Regions from separate parts of the Homo sapiens genome. Here region 1 is linked to region 2. A link is a contact called in ENCODE Hi-C or POLR2A ChIA-PET data. All regions are on one chromosome and are shown on one strand. The core of a region is the stretch at or near the end of the contact, and the rest is flanking DNA. Distances in the headings are between cores, read along the strand shown. Region 1 overlaps CERS6 (ceramide synthase 6). Region 2 overlaps CERS6 (ceramide synthase 6).

Region 1 (6,908 bases), core at 811-3,310, 48 kb after region 2:
GAAAAAGTATACATTGAGGCTTTCTCCTCCCCTCATTAATGTTAGGATAATGAGCCAAATGTTTAATGGGTGTTGTTTGGACTCTGGAAATCTTATGATTTGTAGAAAAGAGGAACACCTGATTTGGAAGAGTCTTATAGGAGCCCAAATGGACCAGAACTGGGTCTCTTGTTGAAACAGTTTATTTTCTCAGGGAAGGTTACTCTTAGGAGGATGTACTGTTGGGATCAGGAGGATGATTATAAAAACAAGCAGAGGCCGGGCACAGTGGCTCATGCCTGTAATCCCAAAACTTTGGGAGGCAGAGTTGGGTGGATCACCTGAAGTCAGGAGTTCGACATCAGCCTGGACAACATGGAGAAACCCCACCTCTACTAAAAATACAAAAATTAGCTGGGCATTGTGGGGCGTGCCTGTAATCCCAGCTATTTGGGAGGCTGAGGCAGGAGAATTGCTTGAACCCAGGAAGCGGAGGTCACAGTGAGCCGAGATCATGCCACTGCACTCCAGCCTGGGCGATACAGCAAGACACTGCCTCAAAAAATAAATAAATAAATAAATAAATAAATAATAAAATAAAATAAACATTAAAAAAAAAGTAAAAACAAGTGGATGGTGTGGTTGTGGAACTAAAGCTGTCTCTACTGTTTTAAAAGGGCTATTGAAGCCTTTAATGCCTCTTGGTTTTGGCTAGTGGGGCAAAAGTAGCCTCAACTTCCATGGAAAAAAAGAGACACAGGCATCTTATCTTTTTTAACTTAAAAATCCTGCAAAATTTTTTCTTGGAACTGGAATTAATTTTAAAAAACCATAAAAATAAACTGCAGGGGTCTGAGAGTGTAAGAGGTTACTCCCTTTTTGATTATTTGTTGGAAGACAACCTCTAAAATTTTGGAGGGGAAAGTATTCCTTTCATATTTTATTTGGCGGATATATACAGATGGCACATTCCTTTTAGACTAGAGAAAAAATTAAGATGCGTGCCCTTAATCATTGAAATGGCACAATAGTGTATGATGGCGATAGAGCAGAGATTTTTCTCATGACTAATTTTGCAGTGAGTGACTGTTGTTGATTTGAAAATACATAACCGTTTTAAAGGACATTAAAGGACGTGTCATAATTTAGTCATTGTTGTTTACGTTGTTATCTTTCACTTATTTTTCATTGGGAATCTAGTTTAGGGCCCAAATCTGAAAGTAAGTTGTATTTTTCTTCCTCTGTGCTGTAAAATCGAGCTGGCTCTACTACACAACCTAACATTTGATTATAAACTGTTTTTTGGTTGTTTGGACTTGCAATTCTATAAATTCCTAGAAGGTGGGGGAATACTTTTTTATTCCTCTCTTAACAGTAGCATAGGCTCAGTGTCTTCTGAAATTGTATTTGAACTACTTATATAGGAAGATAGTCATTAAAGCACTTCACCCAAGCATAGGAAAATAGCTTTGCCTATGTGTAAGAAATGATTCTTGAAATCTATGGGATTTCTGAATATTTCATAGCTAATGCTTAAATGACTTACTCCATACTTTGCTAGAAATCTCTATGTATATGTTTGTCTTCTTCTCTTCCTGCCTCCTGCCTCTCCTTCCTCCCACTCCCTAATTTTTCCTGCCCTTATATGACTGGCGTCTCCCAGGCTCAGTTCTGGGTACTCACACAGAGCTCTCCAAGCTCTCTGACGTGATCCCTTGGTTTCAACCAATACCTCTCTGCCTAGTGTTCCTACAGCTGTGTCTGTAGGGCCTCTGATCACTTAGTCTTTTTGCAGCCACCACAGTTCCAGCTGTCACTAATACTGACACATTGAAAATGGATCTGTTTCTCTCCCTGCAGAGCTGATGTCTTTCTAAGTTGCCTTTCTCTGTTAACAGATGGGTGCATCTCTGAGGCTGACCGTTGGTATTCTCTTCCTCCTTTATGCATCTCTCCCAAGTGTCTTTGTTCCCCGTGGCCCTCCTCCCACCCACCTCCTTAGCATTTTGCACAGTCAGCAGTTCCCAACCTGGCTGCACACTGGAATTGCCCGGGGAGCTCCTGACAAAGTCAGTGCCCCGGTCCCACTTGAGTTGAGTCATAATATGTTTCAAAATCCTCCAGGAGATTGTGTTGTGGAGCAGTGTTGAGGATCACTGCTGTAGGTGTGCAATAAGGATTTTTAACTAATTGAACAGTAATTTTATGTACATCATAAATATGGGTTAATGTTTTGGTGCTGGTTGATATTCCTTAGAATGCTGGCCTTGGTAGCATTTTTCAAATTGTTTTCCTGACCATATATCATAAATTATATTGGTTCTTGGCAATACTCTGCCATATATAGAAAAATATATTGGGGAGTAGGAGATTCCTTTTTAAAGGGATGTGGTCTTAAATAAAAAAGCAATAGACATTTATGATATAATTTTCTTTTAAAAATTTTTTTAAAATCTTAGATTCAAGGGATACATGTACAGTTTTGTTGCATGGGTCTATTGTGTGATGCTGAGGTTTGGGTTTCTAATGATCTGTCACCCAAGTAATGAACATAGTACTGGATAAGTCATTTTTCAGCCCTTGCCCTCCTCCCCACCTTCCCCTTTTGGAACCCCCAGTGTTTATGGTTCCCGTCTTTGTGTTTGTGCGTACCCAATGTTTAGCTCTCACTTGCAGTATTTGCTTTTCTGAGAACATGCAGTATTTGGTTTTCTGTTTCCATGACAGTTCACTTAGGATAATGCCCTCCAGCTACATCAACGTTGCTGCAAAGGACATGATTTCATTCTTTTTTTATGGCTGTGTAGTATTCCATGGTGTATATGTATTAGGTTGGTGCAAAAGTAATTGTGGATTTTGCCATTACTTTTAATACCATATTTTCTTTTTCTAATCCACTGTTGATGGGCATCTGGGTTGATTTGTCTTTGCTATTTGACTAGTGCTGTGATGAACATACAAGTGCAGGTGTCTTTTTGGTAGATGATTTATTTTCTTTTGGGTATTTACCCAGTTATAGGATTGCTGGGTCAAATGATAATTCTATTTTTAGTTCTTTGAGAAATTTTCCACAGGCACTTTTCACATGGACTAAACTAATTTGCATCCCCAGCTATAGTGTATAAGCATTCCATTTGCTCTGCAACCTCACCAACATCTGTTAGTTTTTGATTTTTTAATAATAGCCATTGTGTCTGGTGTGAGATCTTATCTCACTGTGGTTTTTGACTTGCATTTCTCTGATGATTAGTGATGTTGAACATTTTTCATATGTTTGTTGTTGCTCATTTGTATGTCTTTTGAGAAGTGTCTGTTTATGTCCTTTGCCCACTTTTTAATAGGGTTGTTTTATTTTCTCGTTGATTCGTTTAAGTTCCTTATAGATTCTGGATATTACTCCTTTGTTGCGTGCATAGTTTGCAAATAGTTTCTCCCATTCTATAGGTTGTCTGTTTACTCTATTGATAGTTTCTTTTGCTGTGCAGAAGCTCTTTAGTTTAATTAGATCCCACTTGTCAATTTTTATTTTTGTTGCGTTTGCTTTTGAAGACTTAGTCATAAATTATTTGCCTGGACCAATGTCTTAGAAGACTTTTTCCTAGGTTTTCTTCTAGGATCTTTATAGTTTAAATTCTTACATTTAACTCTTTAACATTTACAATATCCTTTTTTTTTTTTTTTTTTTTTTTTTTTTTGAGAAGCAGTTTCACTCTGTTGCCTAGGCTGGAGTGCAGTGGTGCACCCTTAGCTCACCGCAACCTCCGCCTCCTGGGTTCAAGCGATTCTTGTGCCTCAGCCTCCTTAGTAGCTGGGATTATAGGCACGCACCAACACACCCAGCTTATTTTTGTATTATTAATAGAGAAGGGGTTTCACCATGTTGGCCAGGCTGGTCTCGAACTCCTGACCTCAAGTGATCTGCCGCCTCAGCCTCCCAAAGTGCTGGGATTACAGACGTGAGCCACCACGCTCAATTGGTATACTTTGAATTAAATACTGTAAATAAATTTTGGAAAGACTTCTATACTCTTCTCCTCCCTGCAACATTAATATTATTTGTTTGCTTTTGTTTATGAAAGCATGAAAATGCTGTATTCTATTTCTTATAGACATATACGTTTCTGTTTTTGATAGATTACTAAGTCAAGTTTGGTAGAATTGGTTTAATGATTCTACCTTCAGAGAATAAATCTGAGCTGATAGAATTTGAGACTGACAACGCCGTACAGTGATAATACTGGAAAGTAACAGAAGAGATCCCAGATGGTTTCCAAAGCTGGGGTCAGGACCAGCCTAATAAAGCCTGATAGAGTTATGTTCTGTAAGTGAAACGTTACAGTTTAATGCTCAGTGTGGGACAGTGGGGAAACCAGAGCCCTTTTTTTGTTCCTATTGATTTGACTTTTCAAATTTGACTGCATTTTTCTCTTCTCTAACAGAGAGATAACGCCTACCCTGTAAGCTTGATAGATTTGTCATGAGTTGATAGATTTGTCATGAAGATTCCATGAGATAAAGGGTGTGTCCCTGGCTTTGAAAAACTGGCCAAGTTCCAGGTGGAAGAAGAGGAGGAGGGGAGGGAGGGGGCAGAGCAGGAGATGGTGATAGTAACACAGCTGCGCCAGGCATTTCAGTGAGTTCCTAATGCAGCTTCTAGGGTGCATTTGAAATGAGGCACTTCCAGACAGACGTCTTGGGTTCTTCTCACTGAGTCAGAGGTGAAAGATGAGAAGTTGTCATGTTAAACTAATAAGTGACATTAGCAAGGCCAGAAGTTGAAAATAATTCTGCCAGTAGCTTGGGAGCTTCCCCTGCAAAGATTTCCAAGGTCTGCGAGCCAAGAGAGAGCCTTCATTTCTGACAGGAACAGTGGAAAGATCTAAATTAGAAATGGAATAGCCTTTAGAAACCTTCAGGCCCTAAGGGGCTTCACTGAGCATAATTGTCTTTGAATGGAAATATAAGTTTATAATTTGTTAGAAGCAGTTTTTCAAAAGTAAAATAGAGGCATGTAGAGGTTTTTATTGCCTTTCCACCTCCATCATTGAAAGCCTATTTTTGTAGATGTATTATCTTTAAGGTTCGTGTGCCTGGGTAGTGATTGATTTGAGAACACAGTGGGAAAATTTATTGCGCAAATGATATATTTTTGTGACTTTGTTTGGTTTTGATTCCTGGAAAATTTTACCGACTATATAGGTCTGGATATAGTTTTATAGCATTGGTCTTGAATACTCAAAATGAGTCACAAACCTATGGAAATTATAATTTACACAGATTTGGGGATCTGTGTAGTAGGCACAGGTGGTAGAGAACTGGGTGGATGCAGGTAGAGAACTGAAGAACTGCAGGTTTTTATGTGGTTTCTGATATAGCCCAGTTACTTCATTTAGGATAAACTATTGGCTATTTTGTAATTTATAAACTACCTTTTAAAGCAGGGCTCACTTAATGCTGAACATTAAAAATTTTTTTCTCTTTGTTACTGCAAGTGTAATTTCTTCTGAACAATTTTCCCTGTTATTTAAAAAATAATTTAGTTAGTAAGCTAAAAGTGTTAGCATTCATTGAAGTTAGGAATTGGCTCTTCCCTGTAACTTAGGTGAATTTTTTTTTTTTAGACAGGGTCTCGCTCTGTTGCTCAGGCTAGAGTGCAGTGGTACAATCATGGCTCACTGCAGCCTTGACCTCCCAGGCTCAAGTGATCCTCCAGTTTCATTCCCCTCCCACTGAGTAGCTGGGACTACTGGCATGTACCACTGCAACTGGCTAATTTTTAAATAATTTTTACTTTTTTGTAGAGACAGGGTCTCACTTTGTTGCCCAGGCTGGGCTCGGATTCCTGGGCTCAAGTGATCCTCAGGCCTTGGCCTCCCAAAGTGCTGAGATTACAGGTGTGAACCACTGTGCCTGGCCCCTGAAATTTTGAATAAAGGGAGAGAAAATGGTGGCAATGAGATAACAAGAACTTTTGTGTGTTTTCTAACTACTCAAGTAGATGAAACTCAATTAGATAGTTATATCTGAATAAATAGTCAAACATTTATTATGTGCCAGCAATGATACTATTGATAGCTGTATTAGTAATGCTTTTGGCTGAAAGTAACAGTACCTGATTGATACTGACTAGGTGAAAACTGATGATCTTGTATAACAGAAGCATGTAGGTCAGTTGTTCTGGTTTTGCTGCACTAGCTTTACAAAGCCATAGAGACGTAGAGCCTTTCTGCCTCTCTGCTCTACCATTTTGGGTTTTGTCCTTAAGCTTGTCACCTCTTGATCCCATTATCCCTGCTTCAAACGACATTATCTTTTACCGCAAGGAAGGAAGCAGAAGTTAAAGGCTGAGTGGAAAAATGAACAGTTGTTCTCTTATCAGGGAAGAAGATTTTTTTCAGTCCTTTCTAGTACCCCCAGTAAACTTCTCTACACCTGCTAGGGAAACAGAGAAAACAGATATTTAGAGAGTAAGAATCTGATTTTCATGATTGTCTGAGATGAATCATAATTCAGAATTACCCTTCCTAAATAAAAGGGGTGTTTTGTTTGTATGAATGAAAGAGAGGTGGTCGTTGGGTGGAAGAGCCACACTGTGTACGACAGTGGCACGTGCAGCACTTTTAGAGTAGAAAGAGCAAGCTCTGGCCATTAGGGACCCCACTACCTGCTGGTGGAGAGAAGGCCAATAACCAAATGACTATAGTGATCTGTGGAATAACTACAGTGTCAAGCAGGTGACAAATACAACACTATTATAGGAAGATTTGGAGAGAGGCGTGGAGGTTCAAGAAAATCTTGGAGAAGATATTATTTGTGATATTCACTGACATTTTCAATAGGTGTAGATGGACAGGCAGTGGCCTTTAGACCTCTGCAAAGACTGAAGCCCTGGGTTTGTATAGCAGGTGTCCTAGGAGAGTAATCAGTGG
Region 2 (6,704 bases), core at 2,133-4,632:
TGTTTATCACCTGTGCAGTAATAGACAACATATTCTCTCAAATTTGGTGTCCTCTCTTGTAAAATGGAGAATATGCCACTTTGCAGTATTGAGCACTCTCTGCAAAAATGTACATAAGGGGATTCAATGAAACCTGGTTCGTAAAAATACACGTTGTGTAGAAAATAATTGATACCAGAGTACAGTATTGAGTACCTGCTTGAGAAATACTGTTCTGTAATTTGATTTTCTAAAATAAAATAAATGGGTATATGTGTGGGGGGGCCCAAGGACATGGGGTCATGGTACAACTTGTGGAAGCAGTAGGGCCTGTTTACATAGTTGATGCTGGACCTGGAGGATTTACTTGTTCTATTGAAGAGTAAATATTTAGAGTTTTAGACAGGCCCTGAAACCCCAATCTTTTCAGCATTGTGCCAGTTTAGGGAGGGAGGATGCTTTTAAGCCTTTTCTTCTCAACAGTTAATGATGTGGGTTGTATACTGGGGACCTGTGGAAAACCATTTCTAATGGTGGAGTGTTAAACAAGTGGGGGGCCGCTGTGTGCCACTGAGAGCCTGGCCTCTGCTCTGGCTTCTGTGCCTTTGGAGAGAGACCCCCATCCCCAAAGATGGTCTCCCTCTGGGTGGAGTTTTCTCTGGAAGCTGCCTTTCAGTGATATGCAGATATCTCCACCTACTTCCCCTGGTCTAGCCCCAGTGATAGTTGTTTATTGCACGCAGTCTCAAGGGAAAATTGATTGGGTATTTGACCACTGGTAAGGGCACACATCAAGTTTGGCATTTATATTGACTTAAGACCTGGGCTGTGTTTTGGCCCTGCCACTTGCTAGCTACTGGTCTAGGGGCAAATTACTTAACCTCTGCAAGCTCAGTTTTCATGTGAAACTCATAGGGTTGCTGTGAGGATTAAATGAGATAATATTTGCATTGTGTTTAGGGCAATGCCTAGCTCAGTGAAATAGTGATTACTTGTTCTTCAGGTTTATTCACACACACAATCACTTTCTGAGTGTTTGTTGAAACTCTTATTTTCAGAAATGGGACTTCACTGGCCTTACCTTTACATCATAGACATTTACCATAGACCTCTTTCCTGCATAGATCCCCATTTTCCCTAGTTAGGGCTGTCTGTGTACAGAGTTTTACTTTCCCTATTCTCTTTTCCCTTCTCTCTCTTTTTTTCCTCTGAGGAAGATGTTGATTCTTCTTCTTGTAGCTGGCAGAAAACACCCCTAGCAGCTTAGTGAGGAATGGGGCTTTGTCCACTTCACACTCATGTAATCACTTTGCTGAGGGTGTACATTAATATTTAGACAGCTCAGAAACATTTTTCCTAATAAGAGCCTCCCAGAAATAGGACAGCCTCAAGACAGACATTTATTGATTTCTTTCAGAATTTTAAGCCTAGTGGATTATCTTAATTTGATCCTTAAGAAAAAAGAAATTCAGTCTAGTGACATTGGGATCACATTTATGAAAATGGAAACATTCAAAATTAGCTGAAAATAATATATGTATGTATTTTTTTTCTTTAAGAGAAATAAACCTGCACCCCCAAATTGGAACTTCCATTGGTGTGAATGTGACGAACCTAGGCTGACTAAATTAATTCAGAAGGAATTTGCACCTGCTTTCAACTATAGGCACTTTTCCAGCTCTGCATAGTTTAAATATAATTTGTAAGTAGTTAGCCATGTAAATAATTTAACAAACCTGCTCATTTCTTAAGGCTTTGTTAGAGACATCTTAGGGTGATGAAAGGGGACATTTGTGGTGGGTTGTCTATTAAATGAGGAAGTAAGGCAAAGATGAAACCACAATGCTGTATAACGACAAATTACCAAAAATTGCCCCTGTTTTAATTCAGTCATCATTTAGGGTCATAGACTTTCTACTGAAAATGGAAATTGAAACTTAGTGATTCAGAGATCTACAAGTCCACTGTGGGTCAGACAACAGTGGTGTCCTGAAGTGGGGAATGGTGGGAGTGATCTGCTTTGGGTACACGCAGTAAGGTGATGTATTAGCTGTAGAGAATTAAAAAAAATTGGTTAAAAGTTAGTCTTTTATTGGCACCATGTGAAGCCAGTTATTAACACAGAATTGATAGAAGTGATAAAATACTCCTCCCTACCAGGGTACACTGTTCCTACCCACCCCCACAACTGCAATACCACTGTCAGACACTGTTTCATGGCACAGGTGACCAGAAGACCACACTTTGAGAAATACTGGCAGAGATAAAAATACTACTCCACCTCCCACTTTGGATATGAAGATACGCAGCCTAAAGAGATGAATGAAGTGACTTGTGCTCTGCCACTCACTCAGGTCCTGGCAGAGCCTGGCTGACCTGGAACCCTAGCAGTGCCATTATAGAGTAACCATTTCATCCTGATTTGAGATTGTCTCAGGAAATGCCATTTCAGGGAAAATTGAAACAGCTGGTCACTCTACCTGACTGCTCAGCCTATTAAACCCATCCTGAGGTCAGGACAGTAACTCATGCCTGTAATCTCAGCACTTTGGGAGGACTGCTTGAGCCTGGGAGTTTGAGACCAACCTGAGCAACCTAGTGAGACCCTGCCAACTCTACCAAAAAAAAAAAAAAAAAAAAATTAGCTGGGCGTGGTGGTATGCACCTGGAGCCCCAGCTACCCCAGAGGCTGAGATGGGAGGATCGCTTGAGCTCAGGAGGTCCAGGCTGCAATGAACTATGATTGCACCATAAGAAATGGCTTCTCTGTCTCGCCCTAAGGGTGACTTAGAGTGTTTGTGGGAAGAAGCTTCCTTGGTGACTGAGGGGTGTTGCCTGCCCCCACTGTCCCTGTGCCACATTTCATGGCTTTTTAAAAAGGTGATTAAAAGGCTCCCCATTAAGTGTGGGTTGGAGCTTCTGAGGGCAGAACTGTGTCTGTAGATAGCCAGGGTCAGTTCCTGGTGTGCTAATTCATCCTTAGCATGCCTGTGTTACTGAGACCATAAACTTTTTTGTTTTCCTTCTGCCTTCACCCAGTGTGTGTTAAGTCTTGCTTGTTAAGCTCCCACACTTAAATGGCTGCTTGCAGAATTGCAAAGGGACTAGGGAGAGAACAAAAACAGATATGCAGGTGGTGGTTGTTAACCAGACAGGATTTCTAAGGAGGGTTCAGGCAGTCAAGTGGTTTTGTGTATGTGTTTTATGTTCATAGTTTTGAGTTTTACAATGTGTGAAGCTTACTTTTGCTAGCATTAGGTATAGTTTATTTGAAAGAATGAGGCTCCTGAAATAAACATGCCAGTAAACTATATCTTAGAGTTTAATGAGAACAGTGCTAGGAAATTCCAGCTCCTCCCAAGGCTGCCTCGCTCAGAGGCAGGCGTTAGCTGTGGGTCTCTAAGCTTTAAACAGGCTTACCAGTGTCAATACTTGTGATGTCCCTGCCCCAGGCTGTCCACACCTGGTTAGTGTCAAGCCATCTAAGATTGGGCAGAAGGCAAGTAAACCAATTTAGGACCATGGCTTACCGCTTATTTGACTGCTGAATCCTATTTGCCTAGTGCTTTCACATCTTCTTACCTTCCCCTCTTTGCCAGAACCTACTCTGTCTTAAAAATGTCCTGGGTAAAAGGAATCTCCTCATTGGGAAGGGGATCCCTTTTACCTTTTGGCCCTGAGCCCTGGTTACCAGATGGTCTGTTGTTCTCACATTTCCCAGGGTAATAATGAATTTGGGGCAAATCCACTTGCATATATAATAAGAGCTTTCACCTCAACTTTTGCTACACTTTCAATGTTATTTATTACATACTACTTTTTAGTTTTTTGGCATTTAAAAACTATGTAATAGCATAAAATAAATGTTCTTTCTGTTCTCAAAGATAACGTCATGGTTTTAGGCTGTTTTTCTGATTTCTAAAAAGGAAATAAATTTGAGTTATTTGGTTCCACAATTTAAAACAACTGTTTATTTTTTGGTAAGCTGTTTCCCCCTTTTTCAGAGTTAAAGATGAGACAAAAATACTGCATTTAAAGCAGAACCAGACCTGGGTAGCCGCTCTCTCCGTCAATCGCCATTCCACTTGCCAGCCAATAACTAATTCTTTATTCAGGGGTCAAATATAAGGAATTTCTTTCCTTTCAGATTGTCTAAAGCTTTTCTAAATTGAATGCGCTTAGCTGCTAGAAACTTCCACCTTACTTTAAAAGCCAATCTAAGAGTCCGGCTGCTGCTCTGAATGAGAACTGCCAAAGTAAGTAAATAGTATATGATTATATATTTTGGGTGTTGAGAAGAGGTTACACTTATCTTTGCAGGTAAAGTTGAACATAGTCTTTTTGTTTCTGAGGCCCAGTTCGAATCTGTGGAGAGAGGGAGAGATGTAGATGAGAGTGTGAGTGCAGACGCTGATTGACCCATGTGTGCACAATGAAAGGGAGCATAGATTCCTGAGTTGGGCTTAAAATTCCATCTTGGAGAAACGCTGATTCAGTCACCATTATACCCTAGTGGGTATTAGCTCTAAACCCCAGCACTCAAACTTGCTTAGCAAATGTTCATATGGCATTGTTAGAAAAATGCTATTTTTTTCTAAAGCAGACTTTTTATTCTCCCTGTATAGCATTCATACTGAAACACGCATAAAAGTATACCTTCTTGTACAGCTCATTGAATTATCACAGCAAAGTGAATACACCATGTGTTCATTAATCAGAACAGAGATCAAGGATCAGAACATTACTGGTACCCCAGAAGCTTTAAAAACCGTTTGCAGTATGAAGAGGAAAGGCCTAATTTATGCAGCAAAACTCACTATTCCACTTAAGGAATAGTAGGTTCCTTATAGAGGACGACAGAAGCTCTGGTACTTGTCATTACCAATAGAACCTTCTTTCTTTGTGTTAAGTCTGTGCTCATGCTTAGATATGTGTGTGTGTGTTTATGTACAAAATCTGATTGGTATTTGGCCATCGAATTTAATAAAGAAATTACTGAAAAAGGAATGGGAAGAGGATGTCAGAATGTGAGAAAGTAAGAGAAAGGCCATAGTCAGAACATCCATTTTCTTTTCCACCTTATTTGATTAATATACTGTTTTATAAGGATAGGCGCTAGTAAAGAGACAAAAATACAGTATCTTTACATCTTTTTCTTTTTAAAAGATAAACAGATTAAGGATGTTAAATAGGATAGGTGTATAAGTTTGTTGACAAACTGGATCTTGTTCCTTGAATATAGATGGTCTCACTCAATTTGTCATTTGAGACAATGGAAACAAAGGTATCCGATACTTTGGATTTGAAAAAACCAGATATTTTGAACACAAAATATTGGTTTGTGACATTGGAATACTTTGTTTTGCAAATAATGTCTTTAAAACTTGCAGTGCTTGCATTTGAAACATTATGCTCACCTTAAAAACGTATCTTTTCATCTCAATTTTTCTTATTTAAGCTTTTTGTTCTGTCTTTGGATCTATCTTTTGTTCCTTTTATCCTTCTCTTCTTCAGGAATATCAGTTATACATATGTTAGATTTCCTTTGTCTGCCTTTCATGTCTATCATCTTGTCTATAATCATTTTAATATTATTAGTTTTTTCCATGTGGTTTTATTAATTTTTTTCACACCTGCCTACCATGTATCTTTTCACTCATGTTTGTTTAAGTTTTTTCTTTTGTTCTTAATGTTTCTGTAATCTTAAAAAAATTTACCCTTTTATTGTGCTGCTATCTCTGTTTGCATTTTTTTCAGTTTTATAATCACTTTACTAAGTCCTAGTATCTCTACAAAAAGGGCACAACAACATTCTTCCAAATTATTCATGTTTAAGATGATTGTTTTTTCAGGCTACTTTTAAATGGAAATTCTGAATTCTTTTCGGTTTTCCTAGAAATGTAATGACACAATATATAATAAATCTTAGTGCATTATTGTGTCAGCAGTAACCGTTTGTTAGTTTCTAGGGCATTAATTTTAATTTGTGGATTAAAAAATGTTTCATTATCTAACATTAATGCTACAAAATTGTGTTTGAAATATTTAGAATATGATACCTCTTGATTTAACAGTTATTTTAAAAATTACTAATGATATGTCTATAGTCTCATTAGGAAACTCCCCATACACGAAAAAAATAAAAAAATAAAAAAACACACAGCCAGTTCTCCATTTTCACTGTTTCTTCTATCTCACTTTCTTCCCTGATGTGTCCAGTATTAGTAGTTGATATACATGTCCTTTTGGACCTTTTTCAATGATTTGTCTACATATGTATGTATATGGAAAGATAAAGTTTGTTTAAAACATGAATGATGCCAGGTGTGGTGGCACGCACCTGTAGTCCCAGCTACTCAAGAGGCTGAGGCAGGAGGACTGTTTGAGGCTAGGAGTTGAAAGCTGCAGTGAGCTATGATTGCACCTGTGAATCTGTACTCCAGCTTGATCAACACAGCAAGATCATGTCTCTCAAAAAAACAAAAGAAAATATGAATGGTATATTCTGAGTCTTGCTCTGAAACTTATTTGTCTTTTTTCCACGTAAGGCCATGTCTTGGGGATTTTCCAATGTTGGTGAATGTAGAGCCATTTTCTTTTTAATGTGATGGCACAGCATCCCGTTATGTGGGTGTTTCCTAGTTGATTTAACGGCTTTTCCATAAATGCTATAGGAAACAATGCAGTAACTTCATTCCTATACAGACTTCTTTGCATTTAGGTGT

What was found. Hi-C counts contacts between places; a loop is a spot of excess contacts on that map. ChIA-PET counts read pairs that join two places held with the same protein, here RNA polymerase II (POLR2A). Pooled maps may share reads with other maps.
Region 1: a loop to region 2 is called in a map of heart left ventricle, with 2.7 times the contacts of the local background. The contact joins two enhancer-like sites. A Hi-C loop is called at or near these places in 9 of 168 maps with a recorded cell type or tissue (Right ventricle myocardium superior, cardiac septum, heart left ventricle and 3 more), 12 of 37 single-sample maps with no recorded cell type and 9 of 50 pooled maps. POLR2A ChIA-PET finds 5 or more read pairs at or near these places in 7 of 52 experiments (Caco-2, K562, MCF 10A and 4 more).

What each region holds. Positions count from the first base shown.
Region 1 is chr2:168,516,954-168,523,861 of GRCh38, forward strand. The region is part of intron 1 of CERS6 (ceramide synthase 6); the gene reads left to right. Among named protein-coding and RNA genes, the nearest start is that of MIR4774, 63 kb to the right of the region's middle. Within about 2 kb of position 2,061, at least 5 of the 41 ENCODE cell types and tissues checked have a DNase peak (open chromatin) inside an H3K27ac peak, as active enhancers do.
Region 2 is chr2:168,467,614-168,474,317 of GRCh38, forward strand. The region is part of intron 1 of CERS6 (ceramide synthase 6); the gene reads left to right. It overlaps LOC102724081 (a long non-coding RNA gene), which reads right to left. Exons shown (of 4, transcript XR_002959433.2): 1 at 1-6,704. Among named protein-coding and RNA genes, the nearest start is that of CERS6, 15 kb to the left of the region's middle. Within about 2 kb of position 3,383, at least 5 of the 41 ENCODE cell types and tissues checked have a DNase peak (open chromatin) inside an H3K27ac peak, as active enhancers do.